Linked DNA regions of Mus musculus: all the other regions are linked to region 3. A link is a loop called in an ENCODE intact Hi-C map of the cell type or tissue named here. Cell type or tissue: left cerebral cortex. All regions are shown on one strand.

What was found. Peaks named below come from ENCODE experiments on the same cell type or tissue, not always from the same donor. Only the 100,000 strongest peaks of a DNase experiment are listed, where the experiment ranks them.
Region 1: a loop joins it to region 3, with 8 times the contacts of the local background. A loop is called at or near these places in 3 of 42 quality-filtered maps.
Region 2: a loop joins it to region 3, with 11 times the contacts of the local background. A loop is called at or near these places in 5 of 42 quality-filtered maps.

Annotation. Positions count from the first base shown.
Region 1 is chr1:97,619,821-97,627,820 of GRCm38, forward strand. No RefSeq gene overlaps it. Among named protein-coding and RNA genes, the nearest start is that of Macir, 38 kb to the right of the region's middle. In left cerebral cortex, no CTCF peak of the experiment used is centred here; DNase peaks (open chromatin) are centred at 4,814, 4,988 and 5,844; H3K27ac peaks cover 4,191 bases.
Region 2 is chr1:97,656,507-97,664,506 of GRCm38, forward strand. Macir (macrophage immunometabolism regulator) reads right to left here and starts at 5,512. Exons shown (of 3, transcript NM_133825.3): 1 at 5,325-5,512. In left cerebral cortex, a CTCF peak has its summit at 4,313; DNase peaks (open chromatin) are centred at 1,459, 3,126, 4,307, 4,743 and 3 more places; H3K4me3 peaks cover 5,695 bases; H3K27ac peaks cover 5,361 bases.
Region 3 is chr1:97,548,068-97,556,067 of GRCm38, forward strand. No RefSeq gene overlaps it. Among named protein-coding and RNA genes, the nearest start is that of Macir, 110 kb to the right of the region's middle. In left cerebral cortex, no CTCF peak of the experiment used is centred here; DNase peaks (open chromatin) are centred at 4,607, 4,993, 5,620, 5,973 and 1 more place; H3K27ac peaks cover 3,435 bases.

The DNA.
Region 1 (8,000 bases), 72 kb after region 3:
TAGCCATGAGAACAAATAGGACATTGACAACAGAACAAAAAAAGAATTCCATCCAATGAGTTTACTGGATTGCTTACAGGGGTAAATGTTGGCTTAGATGCTTCAACCTCCCTTCTAGCCCATCACCCACCAGATGTAGAAGAAAAGAAAGGTTAATAGGAAACGAGGGTTGTGGACCTCTTTAGAAATAGTTCTTTGGGTCAATTCCAATCTTTGTTGTCAGCAGTCCAGTCCTTTAGCAAAATACCGACACAAGTCAGCAGCTGCAGTCTGGTCCACTCAGCAGTCACCCCTCATGAATCAGCGATGGCAAGCCACTGGAATATCACGAGAAATTGTCTGGCAAGTTACTCTCTATGAAGTCACAAAGTCACGACAAGTGAAGATCAGCAACATGGTGCCAGGTGAAGCAATACAGACTAGCAAGGCGGTGCAAGGCAAATCAATGCCAGAGCCTCCTCCCACTGTCTATGGGGTCATATTTATATTCTTCCTAAACACCAAGCATCCTCTCGCGTGTCTGCTTCGGCAGAACATTCTTTCACCTGTTGACCCCAGGCAAAACATATGACACTACTGAGCTTCCAAAGAAACAAGAAAGTTCCATTTCACGTAAGAGTGATGTTCCAGTAGTATGGGGGACCCTAAGGCAGCTACATTACCAACAGCCCACCCAGCCTTGGTGAGACAGGAAAGAGAGATTAATCCCAGGGCTCCCTGTATAATCTGACATCGGCTCAACAGGTCTGGAGGGTCTCCTCTCCTCAGGGCTTATCTAACCTTGAGGAGGCAGGGTAGACCCCTGTGAACCTCCTTTCATTCCTTTCCTAAGGCTACTCTTGCTTGCTTCCAGAGGCTCGTAATCTTGGCTTAGGTTTGGAAAGGAAAGCTTCCCTGCAGAGTGGAATGTTTCAAGTGGAGAAACTGCTACTCAACACTACCAAGGGAGGGCTCAGCAAGAGGCAAGCCTTTGTAATCCAGAAGAAGGGACATCACCAGGAATAGAATCTGCTAGTTCCTTCTCTTTGGGCTTTACTGCCTCAGTTACTGTGAAACAGAAAATCTACTGGTAAATATTTCGTTGTTGATGTTTGTTTGTTTGTTTGTTTGTTTGTCTAATTTCAACTCATTCTGGAACACTGTCACAGTATGTAGCCCAGGCTAGCCTACAATCTTTTCCTTGTGCCTCAGCCTAAGTGTTGGGATCACAGGTTATGAGCCATTGTGCCACATCATCTCAGTATTATGTCATTACAGGAGAGAGAGAGAGAGAGAGAGAGAGAGAGAGAGAGAGAGAGAGAGACTATGTCTTTACCTATCTAACCAAAATGCCTGTAGAAGAGAATTTACACTCCAGTGTATTTACACTCTAAGGTAGTATATGATTCAGTATTTTAATATATGGTTATATGGGAGTTTCAGTTTCTTTGCGGTATATTATATACACTATACCTATAAGCATCTTATACTTTTAAGGATTTTTCAAGCCTAAACACAATTAGTTAAAAAAAATTTTGGTTTTGGTTTTGGTTTTCAAGACAGGGTTTCTCTGTATAGCCCTGGCTGTCCTGGAACTCACTTTGTAGACCAGGCTGGCCTCGAACTCATAAATCCACCTGCCTTTGCCTCCCGAGTGCTGGAATTAAAGGCGTGTGCCACCACACCCGGCTAATTTTTTTTTAAATAATAATGTTATAATTGCTACAATTCATGAAGCATGGGATATTTTCATATTATCACAATGGCTCTTCCTAACTTTTTAACATAAATAAAGCTATGGCTTTAAAACAACAATTAGACATTTAAACAATGAAAGAGCTAGGGGAACAAGATCCAACCTGCAAGAGCTTTCAGCTGCCAAAAGCAAAGCATTTGGAACAAGGAAAATCTGCATGAAATTACAACCCATAGTATAGAGTAAGTTCATGGATCCATACTGCATAAATAAATCATTGCATAAACTAATAAGCTGTATAGGAGACTTTAAGTCTTCCTCAAGGAGGAATTCTGGGTAGTGTATTTAGATAGCCCTGCCCTTCAATGAAGTGAAGTTTAATTACCACCCCAACCCAAGTGTTGAGTAAACATAAAGGACTTTCCCAAGGAATGGCAGAGAAAAGGAAAAGGCAACATTAGAAACTGGACAGATACACTTTACCCAAGTGGGGACAGTTGATACCATGATATTCAGTAATGTGGACATTGCAATCCCCAAACATTCATCCATCCAGTCTAATCATGAAGACACCAAATCAGACACACTCGGATTTGGGATGCTCTTCTTGATATCTGGTGAGCTTCCCTCAAAACTCTCAAAATCCTGAGAGAGAAAAGGAAAAAAAAATTTTTCCACAAAACAATAAATAAATAAGAAATTGGGAACCAGGGAGACAAATTCTCTGGCACAAAGAGAGATCACTGTTGGAAAAACTGGTGAGAGTTAATCAAACCTGCAGTTTAACCGTTAGATTTAGCCTCAGTCACTTAGAGAGACTTGTAGAGAAGCAAAAAAACTAACAAAATATGAATAAATGCCTTTTAAATTGGAAAAAAAAGCATGCAATGCTACAGTTCATAATCACACTGAGAGGTCTTGTAAATTCACAGAAATTAGCAAACTGACAGTCCTTCATCCCAGAGATACCACTGGAAATTCTGGTGAGTTGAAACTTCAAAGGGCTCCGTCAGGGAGACAGAAACTTTTAACAAACTCATTTTAAAGAGTCCATTCTACTCTGCTCAGATAATCCTGCGCCCTTATCACAATGCCAATCTCTCTCTCTCTCTCTCTCTCTTTTTTTTTCCTGAGCCAGCCCTTTCCAAATTCCTTAAATCTATCTTTTTCCTCCTTTGATAACCAAAGACATAATTAGAGGGCATGTGGCTCCACCTTTTATGGAAATAGCTATGTTCCTTATTTGCATATGTTTGCACCCATTGCCAGCTGTCCCGAAGAGCAAGAGAGCGACTATATCTCCTTGTTATCAAGGAGATTTCTGTTCAAAGCCAAAGATTAGAACAGCACTCATGGCACAAACTAACTTTTTTTCCTCCTCTTAAAAATACAAGAGCAGTGGTTTAAAGTGAATAGAAATTAGTGGATCGCTGAACTGGAAGAAAACATTATTGCCTCTGAAATAGCCTTGCTCCCCCAGCTTTGCATAACAATATCCAGATTGCTATTATGCCCCTTCCAGTCGGCTTCCCAGTCCTAAACACTCAAGTTCCCCTCTCTATGGTAAGGCCTGTGGGAATGAAATCCAGAGTATTGACAAAGTTAAGTCCTCAGAGAGGAGCTTTTCTTAATATTATTTCATCTAAACAATTATGTCTGCCATCAACAGGTATAAAATGCCTTCTAACAAAAGCAAAAAAACGTGCAAACTAGTAAATGTGCCTTTGAAGGATGCAACCCAAGTTGCATCTAAATAAGGCATACTAGGAGTCTGTCTGCTTCAGTTTTACAAAGCAGATGTCTGCTGTCCTAAGCAAATAGTTCAAGTTGTTTTCAAAATACGGAGGCAGAAAGCAATAGAGGTACCATTTACACTCTCATTAGTCAGAAAGGAAATGCATCTGCTTGGGGAGATTGCTACTCTCTAAAAAACAAGTTTCCCTGGCAACAGCCTCATTACACAAGTCTTAGGGCCACTTCTATCATGGGGATGGTGGTGGGGGAAATGGTGAAATACAGAAATAGAATTTTTAAGACAAGTTTTTAAAGATCTTTGCCATGAGAACATTTCCTTTAGTGGTGGTCTACAACCCTTTGACACTGAAATATGACATCTGTGGTATGCAAATGTGTTGGGCTACACCCTTACTGTTCTAAGAACTGCTTCACACACTTCCCCCCACATGTATACACCACAATGAAAAAAAAAAGGAAAAAAAAAAACCCTAGCCATATCTAACTACTCTTTGGTAAGGTCAAGTCATTGTCTCAAGGATGGGGAAAGCATTCATTCTATAACAGAAACAGAGGGAGAAACTAGCTTGAGAAGAAGAGAAGGAAAGAGGCAGTCTCCTGAGAGAGGGAAAGACAGGGGTTTTGATTTTGTTGTTGTTGCTCTCTCCCGCCCCCTGTCTCTGTGTGTGTGTGTGTGTGTGTGTGTGTGTGTGTGTCTGCCTCTCTGTCTCTTTCTTCTTTCTACCTTCCTTTCTGACTTTCTTTCTTCCTCCTCTTCCTCCCCTTCTTCCTCTTCTTCAAGGATGAAACCCCAATCTTAAATGGGCAGTCCTAGACCCATCCAAATCAGAGCAATATTATCCAACTCAGTAAGTATACACACTCACAAAAATAAATTAAAAATAAGTACAGAAGAGGCCCTGCATTTGAGGAGTGGTTGAACAGACAAGATTTGGAAATTCTCAAAATTATACAATGATCTTAAAATAAAAATAAAAACCAGGGAAATGGGCATGGGGGTATGGTATCCTCTTGGCGGGTTTTGTTTGGAAAATGGAGATTGTTTTCCTTAACTTCTTCCCATAATGTATTTTATCTTCTTCTGTGCCTTCTGGCTACCAGAAATGACATTCACAAAGGAGCTGAGCATTTCTTTTGCCATTCTTTCTAATAAAAGTATTCATTCTTCAAAAAGATATTGAGATTTCTTTCAAAGTTCACCCACATTCTGTGGGAAAATACTTTGATTTTTCCAGGAAAAAAAAAAGGCTATAAAATATGGTTGTTTTTCCCACGAGTACTGAAATGTGTCTAAAAATAAAATAGAACATCTGAGTTTGCCAGCATTCTGGATTGCTCTGGTATATATGTGAGCTTTAACTAAAACCTGTCTGGAAATACAGTACTTTTCCTCTTGGTGAATTGTTGACTGGTAATGGCGTGTATAAATGTATTTAATTGCTGAGTCACCCCTCAAGGCCATAAATAGCAGCCTGTTTGAAATGGCTCTTAATTGTACCTGGTGACAATCAATACACTTTAGCTTTTTGTAAATGATCCTTTTTAGCCCTGGGCCCCAGAGGGCAAGTATTCCAGAACTCAGAAAAGATGGCTAAGTCTTCAACCCCCATCACTCCCACGGTGCTCTGAACAAGGGAAACACACAATGATGACACAGACTTACATTCAAATGCAGCATCCTGAAACTAAGATGGTGTTTTATCAAAAGAAGGGAGCTGAGACTTTCTCAGTCCCTGCTATGTGCCCTTCTGGTTTTAGACCTCATATCAAACCTCTCAGGAATGTTGAAACATTTCTTAAAGTGTGTTTTGTGTGTGTGTGTGTGTGTGCGCGCGCGCGTGCATGTGTGTGTGTGAAATATTACCTGATACCAACATTTCTTAAAGTGTGTTTTGTGTGTGTGTGTGTGTGTGAAATATTACCTGATACCAACATTTCTTAAAGTGTGTTTTGTGTGTGTGTGTGTGTGTGTGTGTGTGTGTGTGTGTGTGTGTGTGAAATATTACCTGATACCAACATTTCTTAAAGTGTGTTTTGTGTGTGTGTTTTGTGTGTGTGTGTGTGTGTGTGTGTGTGTGTGTGTGTGTGAAATATTACCTGATACCAACAATCAATTTGAAAGCTTTCAAATAGCACATGCCTCAAACAACCCTGTATGGTTGAAGGCACATGACCTAGCTTCTCCGGCACTCTGACACTGCTTTCTACCTCTGACCCGGGCTCTGTGTACAGCATTGGGAGCCTGTCATTTCCAGCTCTAGGAAGTAACAATCTTTGCAAAGAAGTGGAGTGTAGGCAGCTATTTTCAGTGGAAACCCTCGAAAGGACTTCACTAAGTGGCCTGTCTTGCCATCCTCCTGGATCTTGTACTTTAGGAGCACGAAGCACAAGATGTGGGCAGATACACGATTCAAGTATTGTCACAGAGTTAAAGTGAGATAAGACACTGCAGGCGAGGGGGAAGGAAGCAGAAGGTAGAAATTACTCCCCAGGGAACTGTGAGATTTACAGAAATCCCCTGGAAAGCAAAGAGAGAAGGGGTAGGAAGCAGTATTAAGCAAGTGTTGGGTGCTGGGTACATTTTATTTAATCCCTAAAGCTTTTTAAGTAGGTATGGCTACTCCTGGTCATAATAGCAACAATGTATCTTGCCTTTTTTATGCACTTAGCACAAAGTGACTGGTAAGCACCCACAACACTGTGAGAAATGTTCTTTTATGACCACTGGGAGACTACAAAATTAAGACATTAAGAGAGATTTAGCAAATTCACCCCAAAACTCACAGGCAGACACTGTTCAGTAGGATTCTGGGGCATCTCTGTATACCCCACATCGATTCTTCCCTCTGTGTAGGAAGTCAGAGAACTCCTGTCAGGCTTCCCAATAACACTGATGGATCAGGGCCTGGTGTCTCCCCTGCCCAGCAGTCCCTCTCCCAGTATGTTACATTGTTCCAACTCCAGTCCCTAGTATACCTCCCAAGTCTTGAATTCACAACCCTCTACCCTGTGGGTTTGCTTTTAAGAACACAGAATACTCACACTCCCTGATGCCCCTCTGGGTGAGAGCAACACTGGCCCCAGAGAATTTAGTGTTTCCTCACCTACCAACGCAAACAAACATTTTTCAGAACAGGAATGACACGGTACTTGATTTTTTAAAAAGCAATTAATTAACCACTACGGAGCATCGAGAAAGAATTCCTGAACACGAGTGTAGAACTACCTGCTGGAGAATGTCCAACTTACCCAGCAGACATCAACTGGCAAGACCTCCTCAGCTGGGGAGTGGGGAGGTAGGAACTCCTACTTTGGCCTTGTCTAGGTCCTGTGGGGCAAACACAGCCACGGAGTTCATGAGAGCAGAGGCACTACCATATCTAGTAAGCACTTTCCCGGTAGTATTTTCTAACCTTTGGCATTTAGACTTCTTCCTCCACTTTTCCAAGATGGATATTTTCCCTGATTTTCCATTCGTTTCCCATGTTAAGTTCCCATGTAACTATCACAGATACCATTTCCAAAGACAAATGAAAAACCTCCAAAACCAAGTGAAGGGCAGAAACGGTTGTGTGCTGAGCAGACCCTCTGGGAGTCAGTGCCCACTGCCCAGCACTGGGCACCACACTATGTGCTTCACCTGGGCATCTCATTCCATCCCTCCTAACAGCCCAGCTCTCTAGATTTAGCTGCTGAGGTATGTATTAGTCTAAGGAACACAGCTAACAAGGCACAACCAACTTGCACGGCCTGAACTTGACAAAGCACACAGTGATTTGCATCATTTGAAACATCCTATTTCGGAGCTCTTCTTCCTTCTTTAAAGGTGATACAATACCTATAAAAAAACGCATGTAATGTAAAACAAGATCTTTTAAATATTTGTTTATTTAGGAGGCACGCACAAGTGGCAGCATGCATGCGGAGGTCAGAGGACAACAGAAGAGAGTTGGTCCTCCCCTTCCGGCATATGGATTTTGGAGATGAAGCGCAGCCATCAGGTTTTGCAGTAAGTGCCTTTCTGTTGAGCCACCGCACCGCCCTTCATGTGCTGGTTTCCCTAAGTCTGTAATGTTCTACTGAATGAAGTCAGTTGTCCAGAAGTACAGCCATCAAATACTTAAGAGTCACAGGCTCAGAGATTATGAGGGTACTTGGCAATAAATAATTAAGAGTGTCAACTCCATAAGCATGCTAAAAATCCAAAACCGTTGATCACATAATAAGGTACAGGTGACACATCCCCTTGACAATTGTCTGTTGGATGAATCAGTGAACTCTTACCTCTTAAAATTCCCATATTTATTTAGTCAACAAATACTTATTATATATCCAGCATTATTCTTGGTAATGGTGATACAACAAAGCAGACACAAATCCCTGTCCTTTATGAAGTTTACACTCTGTTAGAAAAAGAGAACAGATGTAAGACAATGACTGTGACAGCCATAAGAACTGAGGGAAAAATTAAGTAAACACAACAATTGGGAAGCTAGATGTGGTTTTCAATGGTAGGTAGGTAGATGGTAGGTAGGTAGGTAGGTAGGTAGGTAGGTAGGTAGGTAGGTAG
Region 2 (8,000 bases), 110 kb after region 3:
TCCCTAGGGATGCAAGTATTCACTTCATATAATTACCCCCGCCCCCAAGAATTTTATAGAACATTGTTAGGAAATTCACATTTGTAGTAGGGAATTGAAGGAAAAAGAAACAATTTTTCAGCATCTTTTACATGCCAAAGGACATAATTTAAGTGATATCTTTACTCCTTGAAGAAAATATTATTAACCTCACTTTGAAGTATTCAGTTAAACTACCACCACTTGAGAACAGTGAAGGAACCTGCACACCTGCCAGCCAGGCTCCACGGCCCACTCTCCTAGCCTCAAACTTGTATAGAAGTGCAACCTTTGGCAGGATAATAACGCTAGCAAAAACATGCATCCACTAATTTCTATGAGTGGAATCCTACTCTAGTGTTTCAGGGGGTTATTTCATATAAAAGGTTTTATTGCCTTGTTTGTGAAATGACTGGAGGGGCAGTTTTTATTACTAGTTGCAAGGTGATTGCAAACTTTTAAAATGTTAACAAAGCACAAGTATGGAGAAGACCTGTGTTCAAACTCCAGAACACACACACACATATACACACACACACCATAATACACAGGCACACCACAGACACATATACACACACATGAATACCACATAACACACTCATACACATGCATAAACACACCACATACACCCACACACCCCAGACAAACAGATAAATATTTTAAAGTGTAAATAACACAAGTGCTATAGAAAAGCCCATAGGGCATTTTCTTATTTACTGTCTGATGGTTCTGAAATCTACCTTAAAAAGCAGGCTGAACAATCCATGAACAGGAAGGCCATAAGCAGCATCCCTCCATGGCCTCCGCATCATTTCCTGCCTCCAGGTTCCAGCCCTGCTTGAGTTCCTGTCCTGACCTCTTTCAATGATTGACTAAGATGTGGAAGTGTAAGCCAAATCAACCCTTTCCTCCCCACCTTGCTCTGGTCACGGTGTTTCATCACAGCAACAGTAACCTTAAGACAAACAGAATGGCAGGAAATATCTCCAACAATATTTGCAGGCTACTGGCTGTTTTCCAACTGGATGCCAGGTTTTCAGTCATAAAGTGAGACAAATTTAATCCACACTCTTAGAAACTTAGACTGCAAACCAAAAACAAACAATAGAAAAATGTGAATGCCTTACTTCTGAATAAAAACAACCCTGAAAGTCTTAAATTTCATTTCTTTCTCATAATTTGTACCAGGGATTTGGTGGCATCTTCTTTCCATGCTTTTAGATGCACTATTTTTTTTTTCCATCAATAGAAAGACACAGACCTGGTTAAATCCTCAGTCTAAATTTAAAAGCAGAGGAGCCTTACAGCAATTACCACACAGCACGGAGTTGATGAAGGAGTCAACACTCCATGGTTTCATAATGAGCAAAAGTGTAGTGACTGATTTATCCCTGGTTTACACTGTGGAGTCAAAAATAGAGCAGATCCCACAGCCAAGTGCAGGGGCATCCTCCTGGTCCTCCTTCTCACTCCTGACATTGCTGCTTGTGTGTAACTGAGCACCATCCAGCCACAGGCACCAGGAAGACCCAGGTCATCACATAGTGAAAAAGGAGACAGAAGGAAGACAGCAGACAGGAGACAGCAGAGCCAAGAAACAGTGTAGCTGTACACCTCCTAAAACACTGCCCGGACAGCAATCTACTGCAAAGTTATAGGAAAGCTTTCCCTACCATCTCCTAAAATAAAAATTAAAAGCTGTAATAAAGTCATCCCAAAACACAACTTTCAAATAAAGCTATCTAACTTTAAAATCTGGAACTCCCTAACAATATTGTTTTATCCTAGCATTTGAAGACTTAAGACAGTGAATGGGAAAGACCGATGTCCAATTCTTTGGACAGAAAGAAAAAAAATTACGTAGGAAAACATACTAAGGTGAATGGAACTAAAGCTTTAAGATACAATGTTTCCAAAACAGAGAGCTGAAACAAACAGCTCCATGGCATTACTCTGTAAATAATGTGGACAGGAAACTTAAACACTGCCAAGGGCAGCTAACTGTGTCTGGACAGGCAAGCCACAGGTAAGGAAGGGAAGACATCTAACAGAGACTGCAAGGAGACTCTACAAGTAGAAAAGTTTAAAGCATAAACTGGTAAGTGATATATAGCATTACAGTTAATAAACTCCTTCTAAAATAGTATCTCATTCATGTATTCCCTGGCATAATTATCTGTGGAGCCTCTTGAATGCTCAAGTATCTTTGGATGACAAACATGTTGTTACCTTATCCCAATGTATAAAACAGCAAAGAGATGTGAGGTTTGGAACAGAAAATAAATCTTCCTACTTCTGTACTTTGGGAGGCACATCCACCAAGCCATTGGCTCCATGGTGTATCCAGCTATTCAACACTCTCTCTCAGTGTGGAAAAGCAGGGGGGCAGGTTTAAAGGCCTACCACCATGTCAGATGAAATCCTCCAACGTGGAACAGCAAACTGGAACACCATATGACACCAGTTTTCTGTTTTCCCACAAAACAAAGAACGCCTCACATGGAAATTTTCAGTTCTAAACAAACTCTTTCCTCTTAAATACCTAAATCTGTGTATTTCAGGCATCACCCCAGATCCACTAATTTAAAAATAGAAAAATACCAAATTTTATCACTATATAAGTGGCTATATAAGCATATATAGGGGGCAGGGGCCACAGGCAAGGGAAATTCCATTTCAACTGGTGAAAATGTTTTGTAATCAAAATATTTTCTGCTCTCAAAGGCTATTCTAAAATAAATAAATGAGGGACTAACGCATTCCTCAAGTAGAAAAACACTGAACAGAACTAAAACGGTTCAGCGGCCAGACAGATTAGAACACCGAATGGAAAACAAAATGCTTTGCTGAACCCATGCGCTCTCACCATGGTGACCACTTGCAACCTTCTTACCTTTCTGCGGCTTGTAAAAAAACCAAATCACTAAGGGCTTGGAAAAGCAGTTATCACGTGTAGTGTGACTTTTTAAAAACCTCCTTTGACCTTACCAACAAACCGCCAACCTTCCCAGCATGGTAAGGCAACCCATAATTGGTTCAGAAAGACACAAGTGTGTGTGTTCCTCTTTCTAGTATCAGTTCCCTTAATAGCAGGACCCTTAAAGAGCCCAGCATTCACTTGGTTTCCATCTCTGCTAATTAAAATCAAGCCCACGTTACTATATCACATTCAGCTTCACTCCAAACATGTCTGACAACAGCTGAAACCACAAAGTCTACTCGCAGTCTTTATAAGAAACCTGCCTCTTCTGGAAACCTAACCACGAAGACACGGGTATCTTTGGTGGTGATTCACCTTCCGGAAGGAAAGCTAAAAACTGAGTATCCACTGGGAAAATAACTGAGGCCTCAAATCAGGAAACAAAAACTTAAACGGTGTTTAGAAACTAATGTCCTCATCACACCCATTACTTTTTAAGACAAAGTGTTAAGTTTCTCTTCGAAACTATGGTAATACATAGATGGAAGCTAATCGGCTGTTAGTACTGTCAGTGATCCCTCACACCTGGGAGACTTGGTGCTAACAGTTCTATCTACAACTAAACATCAAAACACATTTTATGCACCAAGTCTTACCAAAGTTGAGTAGTCTCGGTGCTCATGAACGCTAACATGTCATCCTGTCCGTTTTGTTTTTAATCCAAGGTCTCATAATAAAAACACCCAAATCATTAAAATAACCCACGCATACACTGTAGCCCAAAGCTTCTGGGAGAATAACCACATATGGAACTAATTGGGAAAATAAATTTTGTGAAAGAGTCGTTTCCAATCCTTAGTGTCTAGCTTGTTGCACTACAGTAAAAGACCCCGGCACCTGAAATTATATAGTGGCATTTCGAGGAAAAACAACATAAAGTAAAGTTTAGAAACCTCGGAGATCTTGTGCGACTTCTGCTCTTTCAGCTAGGAGCCTCTAATAGGGTACAGTGTTGCTGTGTCCATAATTACTCCTCTTGGAAGGATGAAAAAGTTCAGCGCCAGTGTCTCCCAGTGTTTCCAGCCCCACTTACACACACACACACACACACACACACACACACAGAGAGAGAGAGAGAGAGAGAGAGAGAGAGAGAGAGAGAGAGAGAGAGAGAGAGAGAACACAAAACAAAAACAAAACCCTGGTTCTGAAGAAATCCTCAGCCCACTCTAAGCAAAGCGGCGTGGGCAGAGAGCCCGGGAGTCTCTAGCGAGCCAGACACTTGCCAGGGGGAAAGCACGCGGCTGTCCTTCCCTTCGCGAACTGGGTTCCTTCCTGGCCGAGATTTGCAGATTCCACCACTAGAGCGACTTTGGCAGCTTCACAATGGGCCGCTTCTCAAGGTCTGAGCGCCGGCCGCTGCCAGGCGCCCTTTCCTAGGCTTCCCACCCGCCCCAAAGTCCACCAGCGACAGGTGGGGCGAGGGTGGCGGTGCCCGAGACATCTGCCGCCTTAGTTTCTGGCCAGCGCCCGGCCGCGATTCCCCAGTCCACAGGCGCTCCTCCGCCACCGCCGGTCCGTCTGTCCGTCACCAGCCGCCGCACCGGCCTCGGCCTCGCCCGCGGGGTGCAGCGCGCACTGGTGGCCGAGATAAGGTCGCCAGGGGCTGTCTCCCGCCGCTATCTGTAGCCCGCAGCCGCGGCTTGTACACCGTTGGGGCCAGAGGCGCGGCAAGCCGGGCGAGCGTTACTTCTCAATGGGCCTCCGCCGGGCCTGCCGCCTGGCGCTGCGGGTAGGGCGAGCCGCCTAGCTGGCGCGCGCCGACGCGCTCAGACTTCCGCACCTTGGCACCGCGGGAGCGTCGCTCCGGGTCGCAGAGTCCCCGCACCGCATGTCGGCGGCGAGCGCACGCCCGCCCGCCCGCCGGTCCGTCCGCTCGCTCGCTCGCTCGCCGCGCGCGCACGGGGCGCACGCCCCCGCACACTCACCCGCGCCGCACACTCCCGCGTCGCCGGCCCCACCCCTGTGCCAGGAAGCTGCGGGCTCTCGCACCCCGCTCGGGCCCCACCCCAGGCTCCAGTCCCCCCACCACCACGCCAGCCATTCGCACCAAGGCTCAGGGACCAGCGCCGCTCGCAGCCCCGGTGTCACCGAGCCATCAGCCATCGCGGAGGCCGGCGCGGCCCGGGGCTTCCCTGCGCTGCGCACACACCGCGCGCCCGGCCGGGACACGAGGCGAGGAGGAAGGGGCGGCGCCGTGCCTGGGGCTGGCACAGTGGCTCGCTGACTGGGGCACCCACACTCACGCGCGTACCCCACCCATCCCCGCCACCACCTCTGCAGCACAAAAGGTTGCAGGAGGAGTGGCGCTCCCCGTCCAACGTACCGGTCGTCCAGGGTTCCGCCGGTTCCTCTATGGCCGGCAGCCGCAGACCCCGAAGCCAAGGGCGGGCGAGGCGCGGGGCTGCGGCGCCGAGGTGTGGGCAGAGGCCGCCAGCGGAGCCAGCCGGGTACCCGCTGCTCTCCCACCGCGCTCGGCGCCAGCTACGGCCCGCCGTAGTCCCGCCTCCTCCCCCGCCTCCGCCCGCCTTCCCGCCTCCTCCCGCGGGCTGCGGAGGCGAGGCCGGGAAGCGCAGAGCCCGCCTCCTGCGCCAGGCTCGCACGCTCGGCTGGGCGGGCGGCTGGGCCGGCGGCGTGAGAGCGCAGAACCGGAGGCTGTTGCGGGGACGGGAGGCGGCGGCGTGATGCCACACTGCTCCCGGACCAAAGTCCGCCGCACCCTCCGGGGAGCCGCAGCTCACAGGCCTGACAATGCGGGCCGCTCCCACAGAGCGGTGTGCTAAACTCTGTGGGGATGGCTGTGATTTTTGAGTTTCTGCTGATCAGAAGTTGAGAAGAGCAGAAGCCCATGAAGTTAAAATTATACTATAATAATAAATAATAATAATAATAAATGTCAACAACTAAATATGGGGGCGGGGTGAAGACTAAATTCTGAGTCACTTGTTTCTCTTCTCTTTTCCTTTCTAGCTTCCTTCCTGTTCTGTCTTTACAAGGTCTCACTCTGTACCCAAGGCCGGACTTAAGCTCCGGAGAACCGTTCTGCCTTAGTCTCCAGAGCGCTGGGATTACAGGGATGAGGTGCCATCCCAACAAGATTTTCTTTTCTCAGTCCATATGCCACTCCCCTGCCGAAGTGGTCAATGCAGCATTACAAATATTTGCTGATATTTATTTAGCTCTAGGTGCCAACCCTTTTGACGCACATTCCCAAGTTTGCAGCTCTCAACTGTGCTAGTCCACATTTTTAAGACAGAAAACATGAGTTACATCCTTGAAGTCACAGACCTTTCATATAGCTGAGCTGTTTGTGTATTTATAAATTTAAATTCAGGTTCCTGCATTGTGTGGCCTTTTAAACGGTGCTTTATCTGAACATAAAGTCATACATTTCATCTAGACTAATACAAACTTAAAGCAAATAGTTCATGTTCCAGAGTCTATATATGTCCCCCAAATTACCAAGGTTAATAAATACACTCTGGCTCCAAGATGTGGCTTCTGGTTTCTCTGCAACTGAAGGACACTTACTCAATTGCTTCTCATATGCTCTGATGTAAGTATCAGAAAAAGGAAGGAAGAGGCCAGATTCATGAATGTTCTCAGTTACTCTTCCCCAACATGATATTCATGTAACTTATCAAATATAGATAGACCCTAGTACACTGTACAGGTATTGAATGCTCAAGTGATTAAATTTTGTTTTATATTTATTTGTTCAGTTGTTTTGTGCCCCCCCCTCCCCGCCCCACCACCATGGGTACCTTAGTAGAAGATGCTCCAAGTATTTTCAGATTTGAACATTTATCACAGCAGTGTATTCTGATGTTCGTTCTTATAAAACTACCTCGGAAACATTACAAATTATTTCAAGAAGCTTAGTTTCATTTTGTCTGAACTCATAATTTTTTTAAGAGAACACCTTGTAACTTGGCCTTTGTTCTGAAATTTTAGCAATGTTCTTTGGCCAGAAGCAATAAAGTTCCGACTAGTCTCTCCGTTCATTAGGCTGAAAGCTAGCCTTGTCTCCAGCTGTCTCCCACTCTAGGTTCCCACCTCTGAGACTCTTCATCCAATCAAAAGTTAGGTTAGTTCTCCAGTGTCACAATGAATACCTAAACTAATTCACTAGGCCAGCATGGTTTTATATGTGGTTCATGATGGTTATGTCTAGAGACTATCATATTTAGAATATGTGGGGCCGCTCAGGATGGTAGCTGTGTGCCTATGAAAGAAGAAAGCAAGATGGAAACACTTTGCGAGCTTTCTGGATGTTCCATTAAGAAAAAGTTAATCCAGGAAGGAAGGAAGGAAGGAAGGGAGGGAGGGAGGGAGGGAGGGAGGGAGGGAGGGAGGGAGGGAGGGAGGAGAGAGAGAGAGAGAGAGAGAGAGAGAGAGAGAGAGAGAGAGAGGAAAGAAGAAAGAAGAAAGAAAGAAAGAAAGAAAGAAAGAAAGAAAGAAAGAAAGAAAGAAAGAAAGAAAGAAAAGAGAGAGAGAAAGAAAAGGAAAAAAGGGGGAGAGAGAGCAAGAGAGAGGACAGACAAACATGCTTGAAAAAGAGTGGCCCCAAATGTTAACTTGAACTTCTAATCCACAAGGCCTTTCAGAACCTAGAGCTCAGGTGCTCTATCTCAAATGTCACCTCTGTGGTTATATCTTGGCCTTGAAATATCCTTCCTCCCCCCCCACCCCCCCAAAAAAATAAAATCACTTCTCAAATGTCACTTGTCTGGGAAGAATTATTCATTGATGGATTACCACTTAGCAAACAGCCAGATTGAAAGAACAGGATAAGTGAACTTAAAAAAAAAAAAAAGATCACACCTGAAACTACAATGGTAGGTATGCAAGAAATAACACATCGACTTTTTTAAAAAAACAGAAAACCAAAAACCTTGTTTCCAGCAGGGTGCCATAAAAAAGTACAGGCCATGGCTATGTCTACCAACACCTTAACTGAATGCAGCAGAGATCTCAGATGCCAAGTAGAGGTCTCCCACAG
Region 3 (8,000 bases):
ATCTCTGACAAAATTCATCATACCATCATGGTAAATGGATTAGATAGGGTAGGACTGGAGGAACAGACCTCAGCATGATAAATCTATAAATGACAAATTGAAAGCCAACATATCCAAAATTGAGAAAAACTTAGAGCAATCCCATTAAAATCTAGACTAAAACAAGATTTCCACTATCCCCATACCTTTCCAATATATTGCTGGAAATACTTACTGGAGCAATAAATCAAGAAAGAGAAATTAAAGGAATACCAATAGGAAAAGAAAAGATCAAATTATCCCCACTTGCATATTATTAGCCCATTGGATGCATATGGTATTATACATAAGCAATCCCAAAAATTCCACCAAAAACTTCTGGAAAAAAGTAACAATTTCATCAAAGTGGCAGAGTACAACATCAACTTATAAGAATTTGGTAGCCTTTCTATCACAAAAAACAAACATACACACACACACACACACACACACACACACACATATATATATATATATATATATATATATATATATATAGAGAGAGAGAGAGAGAGAGAGAGAGAGAGCCCTATTTACAACAGCATCAAAGACAGAAAATTGAAATAAACTTAAACAGGAGGTGAAAGACTTCTACAATGAAAACTTCAAATCTCTGAAGAAAGAGATTGAGAAAGACAGTAGAAAATGAAAAAAAACAAAAACTCCTATGTTTATGGATTGGTAGAATAATTTGTGAAAAATGACCATCCTACCAAAACCAATTTACAGATTCAATACCAATCAAAATCCCCACAACTCTCTTCGAAGAAATAGGAAAAAAGTCCAGAACTATATATGAAATCAGAAAAAAATGTCCTGTATATCCAAAACAATCTTAATCAAAAGCAATAACATCAGAGGGATTATAGTTCCAGAGTTCAACATCTATTGTAGAGTTGTAGTAACAAAAACAATATGGTGCTGTCAAAACAAACAAACAAACACACACACAAAAACAATTGAACAAACAAACAAAAACCATCTAGATGAATGGAATAAAATAGAAGCCCCAAACGTATGTATGATGTATATGTAACTACAGCTGTCTGATATTGGGCAAAAAGGCAAAAAAACTATATTGGGGAAAAGATAGCATCATCAACAAATAGTACTGGTGAAACTGGATACCTACACATAAAAGAATAAAAAAAGAATACTTTTTGAAACGAAATCTCACTGTGTAGCTCTGGCTGGCCTAAAACTCCCTTTATAGACCAAACTGGCCTAGAACTCACAGAGATCTGCCTGATTCAACCTCTCGAGTGCTGGAATTAAAGGCATGCACCACTCTGCCCAGCTCAAATAATCTTTCAAATGTACTATTGAAGTCAAATATTTACAGGAAAAATATAGTGTGTTTCAGCCATATCTTCGAATATTGTCTCTGCCTACATTCTCGGTCCTCTCCCCTTCATTCATGGCTCCATCCAGGACTTTTGGGCTCTCCTTTGTGCTTTTCAACATTTTCTGTCTTGGGAAGTTATTCTTGATTTTTACTTTTCATCTTCACATTTCCTGTTGTTGCTTCAAGTCAGGCTCATAAATCAGGCTCCCTTGAATCTGTGACCTTATAGCCTCCACCTCTGAACTGACAGAATTTACAGTATATCCACCAGCCCCACTTTCCCATCTGTACTTCTACAGATCCTCTTCTTCTATATTTGTGGCTAAACTGTTGTTTAGTTCAGACACTGAGTTTAATTTTCATGTATAGCCATTTTACTTGGTTCCGTTTGAAATCTTGTTAGACTAAGTTTTAAAGCCTCATGTGTTCTTTAAATAGAGTTTTCATGGATATTTATAATTAGTATCCAGTGATTTCAATACATGAAATCTTCATACACTTGTGGAGTTTATTTCTCTGAATGAGATCCATGGGCATGGTTGGCCTAGAACCTCCTTAAATCAAGGGTAGAAGAATCTTTATAGGCTTTCCAAAAATATGAGAGCTTCTTCCACAAATCTGCAGCAAGCTGATCTCGTGGCTGCAAGTTTCCCAAGAATAATCTTACTCCTGTCTTTCTTTTCTCTCCCTCATTCAGGTTCAAGTTCTGACTCCCTATTTTCTTGACAGTCAACATTTTGCAATTATAAATAGAAATGTGATCAGTTTCTTACTAGATTTTCTATTTGAGTTGACTCTGGGCCTTAAGATCCTTTACCCAGGGTGGTCATAAAATCATGACTTTAATTTTCTAACATTAAAAAATACCTTCTGGGACATGTTCATTCAGAGCTTAGCATACTTTGAATTTTCACCTTTTTCCTTAAATTTGATCTCATATTCCCAAAATATTTAAGAATCTTTAATGTTTTAAGAGCTGTGTGTTATAACATATTTACTGTGTTTACAGGTTTTCATCAGGAAAAATTGATCCAAGCATTATCAAAATAGAAATTATATTTCTTCTTAATATTAATTAGCCTAACTGGACAGTGGTGGCGCACGCCTTTAATCCCAGCACTTAGGAGGCAGATCACAATCATGAAAAGGGAAAAAAGAAGAAAGAAGAAAGAAAACAAACATCTCGTGTCTAAAGTAACTATGAACTGTACACATCACCAACGATCAAAGCAAGGTCCTAAGAACCAGCAACTACAGAAAGCTGCATTAGGGTCAATACATTTCCTTCAGGAACAAGCAGCAAATATAGTTTTCAGGTCTTAGAGTAACTCTAAGTATTCTCCTAATACTAGCTCTTCTGTCTTACTACAAAAGTATGGGCACTCGAGATGTAAATGAATTACCCTCACTGTATTCTAATAAAACTTTATTTAAAGCAGGGAGTGAAGCAAATTTTACTCATGACTTCCAGCTTGCTAACCTTTAAAGTACCAAATGACCCTCAACTTTTCAACAACAACAGGTTTTTGGAACGCAGAGATCCACTTGCCTCTACCCTGAGTGCTGAGATCAAGGTTGTGTACATCACTGCACAGTAAACTTTTCTTTAAGACTTGAACCAAAGATCGCGTACATGTCTCATCTTCCCTTTCCTTCCCTCATAGCCCATTCAACCCAACTAACTCATGTTAAACTGAGAGATCATGATTGGTCGAAATCACAGAACATAAACCACAAGGCAAGGGTGCTAAGAAAGGTAGTACCAAGATGATGAGGTATTACCAATAAGAAAACTTCAATTTCTCCAAAATCCAACCCTATTAAAGTCTGCCCATACAAAATATGAACAATATATTTAAATAAATTTCACAGGGAGTTATCTAGAATTCTGTTTTAACTTTTCAAGCCTTTACTTTCTTTATATCCCAAGATCAAAGAAGGTATTGTGGTCAGTAGATCTACATGTATGTGGCCTATCACTTTCATGGTGATTGCTAACTTCACCTCCAACTTGTCAACAGGTAGATCCACTCATGAAAGGACCATACGCTTATGTGAATTCTATAAACTGTGAGGCCAGAGGTAAGTCCATTTCTTAGAGTGAAGTTGATCCTATGTAAGAAAACCAACAGAGGATGTTTCTGAGCATGTCCTCTCATTGGGGTGTCAAAATGAAGCCATTACAAATAAGGACCTTGGCAAAACTGCCTGGGCTATATGGGGAGCAAACAAAAGTCTATATTGCAAACTCTAGTGTACCATCAACAGCATATACAGGCAGAATTCCCGAGAGTTAAACTTACCATTCATCACTGTTCCTAATTACTGTCAGTGAGCATGCCCAAACCTCTCCAGGCAAAGGCAATGTCCCATGAAACATGTCTCCCTTCATAATTCACTTTCTGTCCTTCCAATAACATAATCTTTAGCTGTTCTTTTATGGTGTTCTTTCATAGAAACAGTGATTGAATGGCCCCATGACCTTTGTTTGTGTTCAGTGTTATAAGAATTCCAGAATCAAACACTCATAACTTTAAACAGAGTACTTTACTTTGCAAGAGTGCTTAGAATTAGGTCTTTCTAAACTATTTCATAGTTGGCTATTGGGAAAGGCAGTCCATATGATGTCCTGACATTGGTCTATTCAGGTATAAGACATGTTGAACGAACCCTAGGGTAAAACCTTTGATTGCTGTAACACCCAGTGCTGTCCATCGGACATGGAAAAAGGACTAGTTCCTATTAACTCAGACCCTGAACACAGTGGGCTCTTTTCCTAATCTTATACAAATTGATGATTTCCATCTTAATACCCCCCAAAATTAACCTTTAAGTAAGCTTATAGATCATTGTCTTGATGAATGATTAATGTGGGAGAACCCAGTTTACTATGCATAGGACCACACCTGGGCAGTTATTCCTGGGCTGTACAAGAAAGCAGGCTAAAGAAGCCATGGGGAGCAAGCAAGTAAACAGTAATCCTCCATTGTCTCTGCTTTAGCTCCTGCCTTGAGTCTCCCGCCAGACTTCCCTCTCTGATAGAAGTGTCACCTGAGAATAGCAAGTTAGAGCAAACCCTATCCTCAGATTGCTTTTGATCATGGTGTCTATTGCAGCAGAAGAAACCCTTATATGAGAGAGAGAGGGAGAGAGAGACAGAGACAGAGACAGAGAGATCCACACAGTTGCATAGCTCATTCTCCTAAGAAACAGACTTGTCATGCAAATACTTTGACCAAAATGGCAGTACTGGTCTCAGTTATAACATTTTCCTGTCATCCTACTCTGAACCTAAAATTGGACTTTTTATTTTCTCTCCAATTTTAGGAGGCCTGAACCGGTTTTTTTTTTTTTTTTTTTCCTCCTAAAAACACTGCTGATTGTTCTCTTTTGCCTGCATCCCTATAGAAAAAAAATTTCATTTATTTTTTTTTAAGAATAGAGTTAATGGTATCTGAGAAGGAACTGCTCATTGTGGGTTGACCTTCATTTGACCTTGAAGTGACAGTGTTTCTTGTTATGAAGATACCAAGATGATAGCACAGCAGATGCTGCCAAATGAAAAAAATTTGCTGCAATGAGCTTTTTATGAAATATTGAGGCTAAGCAGAGAAACCATTCCTCTGACAAAAATATTCTCAGCTACTCCCTGCATTAAATCACAGTGTGGAGGCTGGCAGCTCCAGCTTGCAGTGCCAGCAATGACACCCTGAGTGTACTTAGCTGGGAAACATCCAAATTCAAGAGATGACCTTTACTTTGCAGATCACATGAGATCCTCTTCATTCCCTTAGGTCTGGAACCACAAAACAGGCTTTGCTTTTGTGCGTTTTCAAAATTAGACGTTATCAAAGAGTATCATTTATAGGAAGGGGGAAATATCAGTCTGTGATGACTGCAAAGGAAGAACCATCCATCCTCCCTAGCACTTGAGAGTGCATTGCATTCTCTCCCCTGCCTTGAAGTCCCACTCATTCCATCTCATGGATGGAAACCCTTAGACCAACATCCCTACAAGAAAACAGGATTTTATTCAGTTCACCCTTCAGACACTCTCCTTGGTGAAGTGCTAAGTGAAGTCAAACTAGCTTGACTTTAGAGAAAGAGGAAGGAGTCCTGAGGAGAGAGGCTGCAAGAAGGTCTCACTCTCATTCTGTCACCTGGCTGACACACTGCATGTCACATGGTATTTGAGCAGCCAGGAGAAGCTGAAATCACATTCACTGTTCAGCTGAGGGCCTCTAAGGGACAGCAACCGTCCACAGGGGCGAGTCTGAAGGGGTATGCCACAACCGAAACCCCATATGCATCCAGAATGCTAAGGGTGGTAGCAGATTCTGGGGTGACAGAAGGAGGCATGCGGTTCCAACAGAAGTCAGGAGTACTGCCTAGCTGCACCATGGTAATCCTGTGTTCCCCTGACTACATGGCTTTCCACAGTTCAAGAGCACTGCCCGGCCACACCATGGTAACCTTTTGTTTCACTGAGTGCAATAGCCCACTGTTCTATTCCTGGCAGGATGCTCAGTACTGGCCAGGATTCATTTCTCTCTATTCAGCTTGAATTATAGACACATAATAAAATGCAGGATGACAAGATTTCCTGAGGCTTTAAGATGCATACAGCCTGGCAGGCTATGAATTGCTACATCCCTGTGTTCAAAAGTTAAATGAAGGCACCTACTGCTTCCAGACTCTAGTTGGAAACCAAACAGATACTGTCTAGTGTTTCTCATTTAAGAGACAATTAAGGATCTGTTGATTCATGTATACAACAAAATACTTGTAGAGTAACAATTCTGTCCAGGCACTGTGCTCAGCTTAGGTTGATACAAATATAGAGAAGAGGGCTTGGGAAGCCTGCAGAAGAAATACACATGCACTATAATATGGTCAGTGCAAAATTAGCCTGGATACACAGTCCCTGGAGTAAGAGCATTTAACCAGTCAGAAAGGATTGAGAAGGCGACATAGAGGAACTGATCCCCGGAGGAAGGGAGAGGGATAACGGCAGGACATCCCAAGGGAAAAGTATAAGCAAAGGTAAAATACCATGAAAGCAGAACACTGAGACACTGGGGTGAGGGGAAGCACAGAGATTTCTCTGTGTGTCTCTGTCTCTGTGTATGTGTGTGATAGAGCATGAGAAATAGAGAGAGGGGAAAAAGAGAGACAGAATACTCTGTGTCTACAGTGTGTATCTCATGAGAACCTAAAATGTGTTCAAGGTAAGAGTGCCAGTTTGCTACTAAGAAGCCAGATTGAGGAGAACAGGTCCAGCTATGTGCATTATACTAAGAATCTTCATGCTGCAGAGTCTAAAGAGCCGTGGGAGACCAAGCAAGACAGATAATAGTCAGTTTCTCCTATCCCACACTGTGTGACTGCTCTCAGTTACAACCTGGCCATTGACAAAGAAATGGGGTTCCTGGGCTCTTGGTCCTCCCTTGTGGCTCATAGGCACCCTACCGCAGCTCAGCCTTCCTCTGGCGAAGATCAAAGCCTTTCTTCTTTTTTTCTTTTCTATTAGTGCAGAAAGCATGAGAGAGAAAACTGTTACCTGGATATGTTCCTGAACATTTTCAGCTCCCATCTTATTTCTCAGTTCAAAAGAGAGCTGAGAAAGTGGGGATCTACACACTGCCACTTTCTTATACCCTTATATGGCATCTCGACATTGCTTTTGGAAGGCAGTGCGAGGGGGTGGCGGCTGAGACAGGCAGTCTGTGTGTTCCCACTCTTGGCACGGTTTCTTGAGGCATTCTAATTACCACTTACTTTTTAGCTTCCTCCACCAGAACATAAACTTCTCCCAGAGCTGTGATGGTTGTCCCAATGACCTCAGCCCTTAAAAACTCCCTAGGGACATGCCGTTATCCAGTTTCTATCGGCTGAATACATTGAGCAGTCAATGTCTCCAATTGCAACAGTGAATGGTAGTTCAGGATTCAATATGCTCCAGACATTGTGAGAGCTATAACTGACCTAGTCCTGTTCTACAGGTTACACCTGTTCTATACCTGGGACTACTAAGGCTTTAAATCAATATATTTGTTTTCCAGGAGAGTTGGAAAGTGACTCTGAAGAAAGAGTAATTAAAACCAGCAGCTTTAATCAAGACAACAAAAATTTCTGTGTAGCTGCTGCAAGGGAGATCATAGAAATGTGTGTCCTGTCACAAGGAGTCAGTACTCACTTGAAAGGCGCCATAGATGGCAACTTCAGCTAACATTGGTTGGGCCAATGCTGAACAAAATGCTAGGGACAGTTTTCTCTCTTCTATTCCTTATTTCTACTAATGTCAATCCATCATAGTTCTTGGCAAGGTGCCCAGAGCATTAGAAATTCCTCATTGCAAAACATAACTTCTATCAAGGTCAGAAGTCTCAGGTCAGCTCATAAAATTGCAAAGCTTCTGTAAGGCAAGAGACACTATCAATAAGACAAAAAGGCCACCAACAGACTGGGAAAGGATTTTTACCAATCCTAAATCTGATAGGGGACTAATATCCAATATATACTAAGAGCTCAAGAAGCTGGACTCCAGAAATTCAAATAACCCCATTAAAAAATGGGGTACAGAACGAAACAAAGAATTATCAACTGAGGAATACCAAAGGGCTGAGAAGCACCTGAA